3 separate regions of the Homo sapiens genome follow, and all the other regions are linked to region 3. The links are chromatin loops, found by intact Hi-C in ENCODE. Cell type or tissue: endothelial cell of umbilical vein. All regions are shown on one strand. Region 1 holds the start of DONSON (DNA replication fork stabilization factor DONSON). Region 2 overlaps ITSN1 (intersectin 1). Region 3 overlaps ITSN1 (intersectin 1).

Region 1 (5,000 bases), 310 kb before region 3:
GGGGTGGTGGAGGGGCAGATTTCACTTTTTAGTTTTTACAGTTCTTTATGGTAGTATAGATGTTTGTATTGAAGTAGAAATATTCCAAGTGTTAAAACATTTTGGATCTTTTAAGCTTCTGAAACTCTGCATCCAGGGCTAACAAAGCCCATATTTAAGAAACATTTCCTGACTTCAAATATTTCCCCTCAACCTGTCTGCTTCAGGTCGACGTTCTCCACAATACAAGAATTTTTTTTTTTTTAAATTGAGACGGAGTCTCCCTCTGTCGCCTAGGCTGAGTGAAGTGGTGTGATCTCGGCTCAGTACCAACCTCTGCCGCCTAGGATCAAGCGATTCTCGTGCCTCGTCCTCCCGAGTACCTGGGACTACAGGCGTGCCCCACCACGCCTGGCTAATTTTTTTGTATTTTTAGTCGAGACGGGGGTTTCGTCATATTGGCCAGGCTGTTCGCGAACTCCTGACCTCAGGTGTGATCCGCCTGCTTCAGCCTCTCAAAGTGTTGGGATTACAGACATGAGCCACTGTGCCCGGCCAAGCATTCTTTTATATCACAATAAAATATCAGAGAAGGGGGAACTATCTTGGATAGACCATAAGAAGGTCACTTATTTACAAGAGAAACTGGGTCTTGGAGAACTCTTCTAGCCTGTTCCCATTAGGACAAACCGCATTTATCAAACTACACAGCACAATGGTAGTAGTTGGGGAATGGAAACGTGTGTGTGTTAGGGGAGAGGAGCAACGAGGTTCAGTGCTATGCCACAACCTGTGGAGGTGGGCCAGGAGGGCTGGCTCTGAGTGATGAACTGGAGAAGTCAACTGCCCAAAGAAGAGTGGTAAAAACTGTTAGAGAGTAAAAGAAAACCCCCACGTCTATCAGGCCTATTTTAGCGCTGGCTATCTTTACAGTCATCATTACTGTATCAAACCAACTCCTTTACCTTGGCTGATGCGGTATTTTCATCCCTGGTTGAGATGATCAAGCCTCTCTGTAAAACTACTTTCCAAGCAAAATGCTTCTGAGAAGTATAAATGTATTTTTAAAAATAGGCTCAAATCCTATGAAAAAAAAGTTTATACAAATACACATTCTAATGATATTTAAAAAGTATTACCTGAGGTAATTCAGTAACAGTTGTTCTTTCAGGAAACTTCTCTTCCCATAGCAAATCATTTTCTTGATTAGAATCTAAAAACTGAGGTTAAATATATTCTCCTTTAAAATTTAAAGGATGCTGAAGTTTGCGTTAAATATGTACAGAGCCTCACCTGGCATACATGTTTCTCAATAAACGCAAGTACACCTAAATTCAGAGGCACCCCATCCAATCTATGAGTTTCAACACTTCAGTTTTGTGTCTGAACTTTAGTATCAAAATTGAGGGGAACAGGGACCGGCGTTTCAAACCGAAAGATCCAAAAGGCTTTGGGTAAGACAGATGCTAGTGAATTCTGACCCCACGAATCCTCGACATTCCCCCATCTCCAGAATAATTTGGAGTGCGTGAGAGAAGGGAGGCCCTAAATCACGGGGGAAGCAGGGCTTGTCACCTGCCCCATCGAACAGCGTCCTTGCAAGATGGGGGCTCTCAGGGTTTTTCGAGCTCTTTTCCAAGTCACCTCTAAGTCCTCTCCAAGGGGCTCCTCGCTGCCCTCTGGGGCCCCCTCACTTTCCTCGGGAACGCGTCCCGTGAGCACAGCCCGCAGCGGGGTAGCCAGGGGAGCGCTCTTCCCACAAACCCGGCCTTGCCAGAATCGCGGCTCCCAGGGCGGGGTACCCTAAGGCCACGGGCGGCCGAAGTCTTCGCGCCCATTTCCTTGCCTCGAACGCGAGGACTTTCCATCCCCCATTCACAGCTGGCTCAACCCACGAAAGACAAGAGCCCCTTGGCGGCCAGGCTACAAGACACTCACCGGGACCGGGGCCTCCGGCTGCTCGCGGGCCGGCCCGTCGGGGGGCTCCGCGGCGACCCGCGGTCGGTTGTCCAGGCGGGCGAAGGGGTTCCTCCGAGCAGCGGCCGGGCCGCCGCCGCTGCCACCGCCTCTGCCCCCCGCAGCAGGGAAAGGGCGAAGAGGCAGCCCCGCCACCAGGGCGGCTCGGCGGGCCGCCGGCTCCGTCAGCTCACGGGGCGGGGAGGCGGCAGCTCCACGGCTCCGGGCCCTTTTCCGTCGGAGCCGCACTACCTCGGGCGGCTTTCGGAAGCCCGGTGAGTAGCCGGGCACCGAAAGGGCCATGACGCGCGGCGGCTGAGGGTAGCCGGCCGCCCTACAGAGACTTCCCGCGCGCGCCGGGCCCGCCCCTGACGTGGCGCCTCGCCGAGCTCCCGCCCCCGACGCGGCCCCGCCTCCGCCCCCGCCGGTTCCGAGCGGAGCATGCGCAGTGGGCAGCCCGCGAGACGCAGCCCGCAGCGGCGATCCCGGGTGGCCGTCAACGCCCACTGTCCCAGCGGTGACCCTGCCCTGGCGCTTCTGCCAGGTCCTCGGCCAGAGTCCAGTCGCCAGGTTCAGCGACGCTTCTGGAAAGTATGCGATCCAGGGCGCTGATGTGCACTACCCTGTGGGGCACCGAAATAGCTTAACTCTATTTAAGCCCGCAGCAGGGATGTGATCAGCCCGGGGTTTGGCGCCTGGATGAAAAGGAAACAAACTTGAGCTGCGGCGATGGGCTGCTGCTTCCATAAACTTAAGAGAGGGCAGTGGCTACTGCTCTCAAGAGGCGAGGAGAGGGGACTAGGCCACCTTCCTCAACCCCCAGAGAACTCAGATAAGACGTCAGCACGCTTCCTATGCCAGCGCAGCCTACCGACATCCCTCCCTTCCCCGTTCCCAGTGCCTGGTCATCTCAGACTTCCAGGCAGCTGCCACTGGCAAGTTAATGGGATCTTCTTTGATCCTGGGGAAAGCCGGAGTGAATGAATAGTTGAAAACACAAAATTTAAGTGCCTATGGGCTAAGTCTTTTAAGACTTCAAAATATACTCAAATGCTTAAATTATGACAGCAAAGACTTAAGGAAGGTGTTGAGAACGGAGTTGATACAAAATTAATACGTTACTTTGATAGCTTAGCAAAGGCCTGCAACAGCTTTTATCAAGAGTAGTGTGACTTTTGCTGAAAGCAGCAGTTTTCTTCATGGAAGGAATTTTATAGCAGGGGCAAAATATATAGAAACAATGAAAAGGTTTTTAGAAAAATTCCCTTAAGATGTTAATTATAGAATTATCTTGATCATTTGCACAAGAATTTTTCAAACACTTTTCAAATGTGTCAACTGAGCATCTTGTCTTAGCAGAGAAACGTGCTTAAAAATGCAACTTGTTTTATCTTCCTTGGTTTTTCTCAACAATTTCCAAAGAAAATTCTGGCTTCAAATACTGGAATATGTTCATCCGACTGAGGTCTGAGAAAGAAGAAAATTAAAATTGAACAACTTGCTTTTTTCTTCCTTGATTTTTCTGAACAGCTTCCATGGAAACTTTTGCCTCATACAGTGGAATGGGTTCATCCAACTGAGGTCTGAGAAGGAATGAAATTAGAAATGTCAGGTCTAGTTAAAGATAAGTAGAACAAACAGGGTGGTATATGACAAATGCTAGTGCTCAAATCTATTAGTGTATTAATTAATTTTTTGAGACAGAGTCTGGCTCTCTCATCCAGGCTGGAGTGCAGTGGCACGATCTCAGCTCACTGCAACCTCCGGCTCCCGGGTTCAAGCAATTCTCATACTTCAGCCTCCTGAGTAGCTGGGATTACAGGCATGCACCATCAAGCCTGGCTAATTTTTGTATTTTTAGTAGAGATGGGTTTCACCATGTTGGCCAGGCTGGTCTTGAACTCCTAGCCTCAAGTGATCCACCCACCTTAGCCTCCCAAAGTGCTGGGATTACAGGCATGAGCCACTGCACCCGGCCTCAAATCTATTACTTTAAGTAATTCAAACAAATTCGTCCATTAGTGTTTCCAATGTTAAAAGTGGTTAAGTTTTGAAGGAAAAAAATTATCTACTTTATTTACTCCCTCTTTTTTTCTGAGACGGAGTTTCTCTTGTTGCCCAGGCTGGAGTGCAATGGTGTGATCTCGGCTCACTGCAACCTTCACCTCCCAGGTTCAAGCAATTCTCCTGCCCCAGCCTCCCAGTAGCTGGGATTATGGGCGTTCGCCACCACGCTCAGCGAATTTTTCTATTTTTTAGTAGAGACAGTGTTTTGCCATGTTGGCCAGGCTGGTCTCGAACTCCTGATCTCAGGTGATTCACCCACTTCAGCCTCCCAAAGTGCTGGGATTACAGGCGTGAGCCACCACGCCTGGCCTACTCCCTCTTTTATAACTGATAAACATATTCAACTTTAAACAAATATACCATGGTTTTCTCTCCTTCAAGCTATTGGTTACTTCAAGTTGCTTTGGGAGGGGTGATGAGGAAAAGCAAAGGGTGAGGTACACTACATAATGGAGTGAGGAAAACTCACAAGCCACTTCTATCTCTGCGAGTACCTACTGGTGTACCACCAGATACACTTTGATAAATATTAAAGAGCAGCTATTTAAACGAAATATAAGATCAGTGCAAAAGTAAATGCAGTTTTTGCCATTACTTTCAATGGCAAAAACCACAATTATGTTTGCACCAACCTAATAATAAAATATGGAGGCAACAGGTACATGGCGAGAGCTAAAACAAAAGTGGGACTGCCTGCCTTAGCTCCCTGAAAATAGAAAAACAAACAAGAACAATGATTTGGTTACTTTAGCGTACCTGAAAACACCAGTTGATAACTTCTCCATCACATCCTTTAAGATACGTAGCTGGAAGGATTGTTAAGGTGGCAATGTAAAGGAGAATTAAATAAAACCATTCAATAAGCAGAGGATGCCAGGCAGGCCACTTTCTCTTGTTTCAAGTTTTGCACTCTCAGAGACTCAACATGTTAAGTTAGAGAAATTCTGTAGGACGTCAAGTTTAGCTCTACAACAGGGAAATGATTTGAGAGTTGGTGG
Region 2 (5,000 bases), 130 kb before region 3:
AGCTTGGCCAACATGGGGAAACCCTGTCTCTACTAAAAAAAATAGAAAAATTAGCCAGGTGTGGTGGCGCATGCCTGTAGTCCCAGCTATTCAGGAGGCTGAGGCAGAAGAATCATTGAACCCGGGTGGAGGAGGTTGCAGGGAGCCAAGATGGCGCCACTGCACTCCAGCCTGGGTGACAGAGCGAGACCGAGACTCCATCTCAAAAAAAAAAAAGAAAAGAAAAGAAAACAGTAGAATGGACAATGAATTAGGATGTAATGACACAATGATACACTCCATAGCAGTGAGGATTAATGTTCTACAACTCTACACGACAATATATTGAGCAAAATAAGCCAGGTGGAACAGCGGACAGGCTATTTGGTTAGAAGTTAGGCTACCTTGGTGGTAGCTGAGTCTAAAAGAGAGGCAAATAGGGGCATCTGGGGTGCGATTATACTCTCTTTCATGACCTCCATAGTGTTTGAGTATTTTCACTTTGGAAAATTAATTCAGCTGTGTACATGTGCACATGTATATATCCACATGTATCCGTATGTGTGCTTTTCTGTCAGGATTTTATATGTAAATAAAAGTTGAACTATTGTCAGTAATGTTACCTGCCATTAGAGCACCTCTCATGTGCTAATGTGATGCTAAGCTCATTGCCCCAATGGATCATAGACTGGTTTATCTGAAATGAGCAAACTAGGATCCAGACTACCTGGCCCAGTCACTCAGCAAAGTCTAGACTAAGCCAGGACTAGAGCCTACAGCTCCTTGGTTCCCTGACCTCTACTGCTGGCCATGCAAAAACACATCCAGTTTTGTGGTTTTTGATGAGGTGACGTTTGAATAAAGAAATAGCAAAAAGCAAAAACATATACACCAGAATCTTCCCAACAAAATTGCCACAGCCTTCCATTCCTCTGTCCAGCAGTCTTCCTGGGACCACATCTTGAGAGGCAGTGCTGGAAAGGAAGACGTATTTATTTCTCCCTCTCTGACTGTAGTTTATTTAAACTGAGTCTCCTACTGTGCGTTTGTCTGATGTCTAAGGCCACTTTCATACCAGAAGTGAAGATGTTTATGATTATTTTAAGAAATGAGAGCTTATTTTGAGAGAAGAGTAGAAATTCCAGGAATTCTTCTTTTTTTTTTTTTTCTTGGCTAACATAGGAAATGTGTTTTGTTTTGTTTTTTTAATTGAGACAGTGTCTCACTCTGTTGCCCAGGATGGAGTGCAGTGGCATAATCTTGGCTCACTGCAGCCTCCGCCTCTGGGGCTCAAGCGATCCTCCTACTTCAGCATCCCGAGTAACTGTGACCACAGGCTCATGCCACCATTCCCAGCTAATTTTTTGCACTTTTGGTGGAGATGGGGTTTTGCCATCTGGTCTTGAACTCCTGAGCTCGAGCCATCTGCCTGCCTCAGCCTCCCAGAATGCTGGGATTACAGGCACGAGTGACCACACCAGGCTGGAAATGTGTTTTAATCCTGGCTATTAGCGCTTCCTGCAACTTTTTTTTTTTTTCTTTTTAAGTCTGTTTAGTGAAACAGTTTCCCGGAGATCTCTCCGAGGTCCCTTCCTCCTCTAAGATTCTCCGAATCTTCCCTGAATTTGCCTGAGGTTGAGCAGGGTGGAGACAGCAGGTGGTAGCAGCGGCAAAAGATGTTAAACTTAAAGAGAATAACTTTCAAGTTTGTAAATAAAGCCCAATACAAATAAAGATGGTAATGTGGACAAAAGGTCAGGTTATATTTTGAAACTCTAAATCTTTCACATGGTCATTCTTTATCAAACATCCATTTAACAAAAATTTATTATGTGTCAGATGCTGTGCTCTGTGTTTCTCCTCTTTTTCATTGGGGCTTAATTTCCTTTTTACAAAGCCCCTGCGGTAGTAGCAAATGTTATTTAAAGCATTGTGATTGCATGAGGTCATGGAGTAGTCCACATACGCAGAACCCTGGTCCTCCTGTACAGTGAGTATTTGCTGACTCATCTGTATGTCCTTTTCCTGGTTCCTGTTTAGGTCCCCAAGCAAGAACTATTCTTATGCAGTCAAGTTTACCACAGGCTCAGCTGGCTTCAATATGGTAAGGAATGAAAAGTTCTTTGGTTTGGATAAAGTGGAAACTTGGTTAGATTGGTGTGGCCTCATGGGTTTTAGATTAATACCGTTTTTTATGGGGGAATATGTAGAATTTGCTTAATTTCAGTGAGTTGTAATGATTGCCTCTTTTATAATACTATTTCCCCTCTCAATTTTGAAAAATACAAAAGCAGATTAATACAATAAATTCTGAAGGAGTGATAATACAACTTAACAATTCTCAACTCGTGACCAGTCTTGGCTCTCCCTGTCTTTGATTTCTTTTTCTTTTTTTTTTTTTGAGATGGAGTTTTACTCTAGTTGCCCAGGCTGGAGTGCAGTGGTACGATCTCGGCTCACCGCAACCTCCACCTCCCGGGTTCAAGCGATTCTCCTGCCTCAGCCTCCTGAGTAGCTGGGATTATAGGCATGCACCACCATGCCCGGCTAATTTTGAATTTTTAGTAGGACAGGGTTTCTCCATGTTGGTCAGGCTGGTCTTGAACTCCCAACCTCAGATGATCCACCCGCCTCAGCCTCCCAAAGTGCTGGAATTACAGGCGTGAGCCACCATGCCCAGCCTCTTTGATTATTTTAAGCCAAATCTTAGTTATTATATAATTTCTACTGCAAATATTTTAGCTTTTATCTTCAAAAGAGAGGGATTTTCCTTTTTTTCATTCATTATTATTATTATTACTTTTGAGATGGAGTCTCACTCTTTCATCCAGATGGCAGTGGTGCCATCTTGGCTCACTGCAACCTCCACTTCCCAGGTTCAGCCTATTCTCCTGCCTCAGCCTCCTTAGTAGCTGGGACTGCAGGCATGAACCCCCACGCTTGGCTAATTTTTGTTTTTTTAGTAGAGACAGGGTGTTGCCATGTTGGCCAGGCTGGTCTCGAGCTCCTGACCTCAGGTGACCTGCCCACCTCAGCCTCCCAAAATGCTGAGATTCCGGGGGTGAGCACTGCGCCTGACCGACTTTCTTCTTAGCACAGTCATAACAGCAATAGCTCACCTAAGTTTTTCAGTAGTCATCCTTATCATTAAATTAATCAGGGAATGTTCACATTCCTTAGAGTGCCTCAGAATGTTTTTATAGTTCATTTGTTCAGCTCAGGACTGAAATAAGCCTGTATTTTGCAATACTTGAGTTTTCCATCTTTTATGTCTCCTTTAATCTATAAATTTCCCCTTGTCTTGTTCTCTGCTTCTTTTCCCAAGTCCCCCAGGCCGCCCCCCAACCAAAAAAAAAAAAAAAAAAAAAAAACTCCGTTAAAAACAAACCAGATCATTTGTCCTGTAGTTTCTTAATGGCTTAACTTTTGAAGAGTGCGTCACTGTGGGATTGTCTAATTTGTTTCTGTATTTCCTGTAAATTGATAATTAGATCTAGAGCAAAGTTTCCCAACCCCAGCACTATTGACATTTTGGGCCCGATAAATCTTTGTTGTTGGGGGATGTCCTGTATACTGTAGGATGTTCAGTAGCATCTGTGGCCACTACTCACTGGATGCTAGATGCCAGTAGCATGAGCTCCACACCCAGCATGACAATCAGAAATGTCTCCAGACTTTGATAGATGTGCCTTGGGGTACAAAATCTTCCCTGGTTGAGAATTGCGGATCAGATTTGATTTTTTTTTTTGTTTTGTTGTTTTGTTTTTGATAAGACTGTGCCAGAGAGGTCTCTGTGTACTCTCCTCAAAAGGCACATAATGTCTCTATTGTGTAATGATTTTGAATAGCTATCGATGAGCATTGCCTGGGTCCTACAGGCTTCCTTAAATTTAAATGTTAACTAGAATGGTTTCTTAAGAAGTGTGCATGTTATAGCTGTATGTTGGTGATTGTCCCTGGAAAATAAACTTTGTCTACAAGACTCACTGCAAAGTTCGTGATTTTCTTGCAGGCCACATTGATAGGGTTGTTTCACAAATGATCAAGCTCTAATGCAGCTTCCTTTGCCCTTCTCTTCCCTTCTGTTTTGTATGAAAGAGCTTGCCTTTGGCAGTAGACCAGACCAGTTAATAAACATCTTATATCTTTGACACACCCAGAACTCTTTAAATCAGGGTATTGAACAGTATCCTAGGGCCCCCTGAAATATAAACTTAAGATCTAACATTAATGGAGGTTGGTTGACAATTTATTAGGTTGTTCTCATGATACCAGATTATATTGAAATATTTATTTTAAATTTCTCATTTATAACTTATCCTATTTGAGAAAAACGCTTGAGGCTTCTTCTGTTAGAATGTTATATTCTGGTGCTACACACTAAAAAAGATATTTTAATTAAATGCTTATAATCATAATTTAGGTAAGTGTGGTGAAAAAACAAGAATTTCAGCCACCTTCTAACTGGTTTACCTAGGACTGGCTAATTGTGAGACACAAAAAGGAACAGAATAAGGAAGAGCGGGCAGGGGTTTCATTTTATTTCATTTGCATTTCTTTTTAAAACTGGGTATCTTGCATATGGGTATCTTGCAAAACTAGAGGAACAGAAAAAAGATCAGCAGTTGCCAGGGGATGGGGGCAAAGGAGGGAGTTGCTACAATCAGATGTGGAATTTTAGGTAGAGCTGACACTATTCTGTATGTTGTGGTTCATGTTTGTCAAAACTCTCAGACCTATACTCTAGAAGGTGTGCATTCTACTTTATGGAAATTATAACAAAAAAAGTTTATAGCACCTAAGGAAATTTCAGAATTAAGAAGGTTTCTTAATTTTTGGCATTGGCAAAACCAGTTTCCCATTGCATTTGTCCTGTTGACATTCTAGTGAATGGATGTGTTGTCATGTATCTTCTTTTGATGGTCCAGAAATTGTTTAGTAAAATCACATTCTTGGACTTGCCAGGAGAATGTTTGCTGTAATTAGCTACTTGGGCAAGTTCATTATGAAGAATGATGGAG
Region 3 (5,000 bases):
GCTTTAGAGGAGCCTGATGAGAGCTATCCTGGGGGCCAAGGGATGCATTCCCTGCAGCTTCCTCCTGGGGGACCCACAGGTCAGCCCATTCCAGGAGAAGCAGTCTTAGGCCCGTTTGCATCCCCTGCCACTGCCATGTGCCTGCCAGCCCGGTTTCTGATGAAGACGTGGCTCAGTCCCTGCTCTCCTTGTCGCAGTGGCTTGTACTTCATGTGCAGTAGCCCAGGGCCCGCCTTCTAGAGTGAATGTTTCCCTCGAGCCCTTGGATATTTTTATTCTATTTTGAATGGTTCCGATCAATTAATGTTGCTTTGTGTGGGGTTCTTCAGAGAAATAATGCAAACCGGCCAGGTGCGGTGGCTCACACCTGTAATCCCAACACTTTGAGGGGCTGAGGCAGGTGGATCACCTGAGGTCAGGAGTTCGAGAACAGCCTGGCCAACGTGGCGAAACCTTGTCTCTACTAAAAATACAAAAATTAGCCAGGGGTGGTGGCAGGCACCTGTAATCCCAGCTACTCAGGAGGCTGAGGCAGGAGAATCACTCGAACCTGGGAGGCGGAGGTTGCAGTGAGCCGAGATCACGCCACTGCACTCCAGCCTGGGTAACAGAGCGAGAGTCCTTCTCAAAACAAACAAAAAAAGAGCTAATGCAGACCTCTTCTGGTTAGACCTGACACGGAGGAAGTAATTGGCTGGTCAACTTAATGGCGCCCCACAGCTTCCTCTGGATCCTGCTTCTTTGTACTTGGAACACAGTTTATTTGAGCTAGAGGAAAGGAAAGTTCTAGAATTCCTGTTTCCTCAGCCTGCACTGTATCAGATCCAGGATATGTCTGCATTTCATCAGGATCAAGTAAGATACATAACCTTATATCTGTAGGAGCCAGAAAAAAAAAAATCTATTCCTGATAGGCATGGAAACTTAGTCCACATGAAAGACAGAAGACATCTAACAGCTGTCTGTCTTGGGAGCATTAAAACCCAGACACCAAGACACACTAGACAGTCCATCTCTGGGTTGTGATCTCTCAGAAACATCTTAGTAGTTAATGCACTGTTCATTTAGGGAGTCCCCATCCTGGTCCAGGCCACCCTCCTAGAAGCTGGGCGGCAGCTGGACGGGCCTGCCTTGGTGGCATTCAAGCAAGCCTAATTGGATTAGGTTGGTGCAAAAGTGATTGCGGTTTTTGCCATTGCTTTTGATGGCAAACTAACTTTAAGTCATTAAAATAAGACCCAACGCTTATAAAAGAGTTCATATCCACCTCCCAATAACTTCTTTAGTTCCATGCAGCCTCAATCAGTTCCTCCATTCAAAGGAACCCTCTTTACCCTGGCCCTGGGGGAGCCATATTACACCCACATCATAATTTTTCTGACACTATGTGTGCTTGTCAAATTTCAGGGTCAGTTTCCCCTTATTGGATGTCAGGGGTGTTTTGTGAGTTGTGTTTTAATAGGATTCTGTTCGATTTTCTATACCAGCCTATATTGTTACTATCATCTGCCTAGTATGAATATTTTAGTATTCAAAGCCCACCAGATAAAGCTGTGTTCAGAAGTGGACTTTTTGGTCAGCCTTGAAAAAAAAAAAATCAGCATTTCTCTGATATTTCCTGAGGATTAACCAGAAACTAAGGTTTCTTTTTAGGCAGTGGTAAGAATGCGTATTTTCTTCTTCCAGAAGTTCTGGTTTTATACTTTTATCTTTTGAAAGAATAACATTCCTGTGCGACTCTGCTTCTCTTCGCTTTTGCATTTCTCTTTTTTAACTCAAATCTCTTATTTCCTGCCGTTCCTGTATCTAAACAGAATGGGGGCCTCAGGCAGACAGGAACCAAAGAAAGGGTGTAGTGGCTTTGCAGCGTTGGGTGAGCAGCAGCCGCTGCCATTCTGTGCACTGTCACCGGCGGGGGTGGAGGGTCTCCCTGTAGGAGGAGGAAACTCGCTGTTTTCACTGGCAGATTTCAAGGTGCCGGCTCCACCTACCGCAGCTGCTAGGCATTGCTCTTGTGTAGATCGCAGAAGGAGTTATTGGTGATGTGGGGTGTAGGGGAAGACAGGAAAACGGACTCAGAGCTAGGAATGTGGGCCTGGCAGAGACCGAAGGCTGGGTGGGAAGGAAGCTCGCGGCGAGCCTAGGGTTCAAGCCTAGCGCGCCAGGGGTCTCCAGTGAGACCTTGCTCTTCCCTGCCGCTGAGGCTGGGGCTGCACGGAGGTCCTCAGGCTTCCCACCCTTTCTGCATCAGCTTTAGTGTCTGTCGGCTGGGTGGACTGCAGGGCAGGTGACCTGGAGGAGGCCCTGCTCCCCAGCAAGCGTTCTAGGAGTTACGGTGTGCTCTATTGGGATTGGATTACAGTCTCTACTTGTAGACTTTGACTTCTGGAATTTTAGGTGGAAGGGAATTTTTGTTGGTGGGACGCAGCAGCTCAGTGCGTGGTGTGTGCATGCGTGTTTGTGCGTGCGTGTGCATGTATGTGTTTGTGCGTGCACGTGTGCGTGTGTGTGCATGGGTTTGCGTGCATGCATGTGTGTGCGTGCGCGTGTTTGTGTGTGCATGTGTGTGTGTCTACGTGTGTGTGCACGCATGTGTGTGCGTGTATGTGTGCGTGTGTGCATGTTTGTGAGTGCATGTGTTTGTGCGTGTGTGCGTATTTGTGTGTGTGCGTGTGTGTGCGTGTGTATGTGCGTGTATGCATGTGCATGTTTGTGTGTGCGTGCATATGTGTATGTGTGTGCGCGTGCGTGTGCGTGCATGTGTGCGCATGCGTGTGTACCTACCCACACCTAGGGGGATGCATGGCTCTGTGCCTTGGAGAGGGAAACAGGAAATACGTTGCTCCACAGTCCTGTCATCCTGGTCAGGACTAGTCGCGTGGTTTGCGGACAGAGTGCAAAATGAAAATGCGAGGCCCCTTGTTCAGGTGATGAAGCATTTCTAGACAGTGAGAGGAGAGCATTAAGCCAAGCTCAGGTCCCTTCTGAGTGCATAGCCCCTTGTGGCTGCCAGGCAGCACACCCAGGAGGCCGGCCCTGACCACACTGTTCTCTGCTGGTTCCCGAAGCTGATGGGCTCTGTCTTAGGTCTTCTTACTTTGAAAGGTCTCCCGGCAGGCTGTGGCAAGCTGCGCGGATACACTTTTCTAAACGTCTGCATTTATTTCCTAAAAGCACAAATGGCCTGGACTAGCTAGTGGGTGTGGAACCGAGCCCCTAGTTCACAGCTGTACCCCAAGGCTGGAGAGGGGGTTGCCGGTGGTGGCAGGAGCTCTGGGCTCCCAGTTCAGGATGGGCCACAGGGCGTCAAGCAGCTGTGAGCCTTTACCATTGAGCTCACTGCTTGGAAATAAAACCCTTCCTCTGGGCCTTGGGCATCCACTGGGAGCTTTTCTCCCCTTTCCTGGGAGGACAGCAAGCCTTTTCCAACCTTCTGCCTTCAAAGAGAAGCAGGGTCATAGAAGTGCTCAGTGTCCCTTCCCCAGTGGCTGGACACTTGCTCCTCCAGCCTTCACCCCCTGGAGAGAAGGGGAGTCTGCGGAGCCAGTGCCTCCCTGCCCAGCTGGGCCACACGATCTGGTCTGCGGGTGTCTGGGAGGAACCTGCTTCGGAGAGGCTGCGACCTCCCAGCTAGACTCTCCCCTTAGGATCCCATGTATGGGGATGGTAGGAGAGAAAAGATCCCTCTGTGTAAGTAGCCTCAAGTTCTAGAAGACCATGGCCCCGGGAGGCAGCTGACCATGAAGCTGGGCTTCCTGTTGTTGCTTTCTTTCACGAGCTTTTACTTTTCCTGGGCTGGACGCTCCAAAATGTTTGCAGTTCCATTTGCTTTTTGCAAGTAGGTCCCCATCTCCATATACATTGAGCAATAATCCTCACTATGTTTCCTGATTCTGTCTGGGATTATATTTGCTAAGTAAAAATGTTGACAGAAATTGCAAACTCATCTCACCTGGATTTGATTGAGTCACCTTGAATGACATAACAAATTATGGCTTTGTTTTCATGCGTCATGCAATCTTCCGGACTACGGGAAGTTCTGCAAGTGTTCTCCAGGGGCATTTCATTAATAGCGTGTCAGCATTAGTTTTAATGAATGAACATTTGAGGTACATTCTATAAATCAATATCCTTAAAATGTCATCTGCTAAACATTCACTGTGACAGAAAGTAGATATTTTAGCAAGATCTATGTTAATGCTACTTAATTTTAGACATGCATTTAAAGCCTACATGGCCAATAGCCCAAGTATCTTTGAACTGTGAAATCAACCTCAGATCTCATCTGCTGTAGCCCCGCAAGCCGGAGTCTGTGCCCTCCATGACCCTTCTTATCCCTTGGTGGCCCTGCATAGATAGGGGAGTTGGCCCCTGCCCACCCCGTGTTGTATTGCCTTAGCTCCATCAGCTTTGTACCCTCACACGTATAGGTGGTGAACTTATGTGTAAATACATGTGTACAGATGAGAAACTGCAACAAAAATGTCCTGTGGATGATAATCAGCTCAGTTTCCGGTTTTCTACATTCTGTGCTGTTTCCAGCTAAGAAAAAGGCGAACTCCCACTATATAAAGGGAAAAGGTTGTATTCATTTCATGTTCCTCATGAAATCTCTGCTGTATGTTTATGGAATGGCCATGACTAAATGTATATATGGTATGTAAGAGGCCATGCTGTTAAATGTTGCATAAACTAACACAGATTCTGTAGTCAAAAATATTTAACTTGTTATTGTAAAATGTGATTTGTCATTGAGAGATTATTTTTCTGTATGTATATGAGAGTATTTTAGGAATCTAATTTAAGTGCATAAAACTATAGAAAAAAATTTAAAACCTATTCCAAGAGTAGAAAATGCTTAATGAGATTACTTGGGTTCAACTCAACTAAATTTCTTATATTAAAAAAAAATTCCAAGTTGTATATGTTAGAAATCAAATGAGTCATTTTTTTTCCTGCAGGAAATATGATAAATTTCAGTGTAATGGATGGTGGCGTGA

The links. Hi-C counts contacts between places; a loop is a spot of excess contacts. Peaks named below come from ENCODE experiments on the same cell type or tissue, not always from the same donor. Only the 100,000 strongest peaks of a DNase experiment are listed, where the experiment ranks them.
Region 1: a loop joins it to region 3, with 5 times the contacts of the local background. A loop is called at or near these places in 4 of 110 quality-filtered maps.
Region 2: a loop joins it to region 3, with 4 times the contacts of the local background. A loop is called at or near these places in 5 of 110 quality-filtered maps.

The regions. Positions count from the first base shown.
Region 1 is chr21:33,586,404-33,591,403 of GRCh38, forward strand. It overlaps DONSON (DNA replication fork stabilization factor DONSON), which reads right to left and starts at 2,281. Exons shown (of 10, transcript NM_017613.4): 1 at 1,918-2,281; 2 at 1,119-1,199. The coding sequence starts at 2,238. It overlaps CRYZL1 (crystallin zeta like 1), which reads right to left. Exons shown (of 13, transcript NM_145858.3): 12 at 4,759-4,804; 13 at 2,938-3,518. The coding sequence ends at 3,419. RefSeq lists a silencer at 1,822-2,511 and an enhancer at 1,970-2,469. In endothelial cell of umbilical vein, no CTCF peak of the experiment used is centred here; DNase peaks (open chromatin) are centred at 1,768, 2,438 and 2,718; H3K4me3 peaks cover 1,857 bases; H3K27ac peaks cover 2,201 bases.
Region 2 is chr21:33,759,904-33,764,903 of GRCh38, forward strand. It overlaps ITSN1 (intersectin 1), which reads left to right. Exons shown (of 40, transcript NM_003024.3): 9 at 2,020-2,083. Among named protein-coding and RNA genes, the nearest start is that of ITSN1, 120 kb to the left of the region's middle. In endothelial cell of umbilical vein, no CTCF peak of the experiment used is centred here; DNase peaks (open chromatin) are centred at 888, 1,168, 1,958 and 3,158; H3K4me3 peaks cover 467 bases; H3K27ac peaks cover 4,173 bases.
Region 3 is chr21:33,892,963-33,897,962 of GRCh38, forward strand. It overlaps ITSN1 (intersectin 1), which reads left to right. Exons shown (of 40, transcript NM_003024.3): 40 at 1-5,000. Among named protein-coding and RNA genes, the nearest start is that of ATP5PO, 20 kb to the right of the region's middle. RefSeq lists enhancers at 1,921-2,507, 2,508-3,093. In endothelial cell of umbilical vein, a CTCF peak has its summit at 1,993; DNase peaks (open chromatin) are centred at 1,989 and 4,989; H3K27ac peaks cover 21 bases.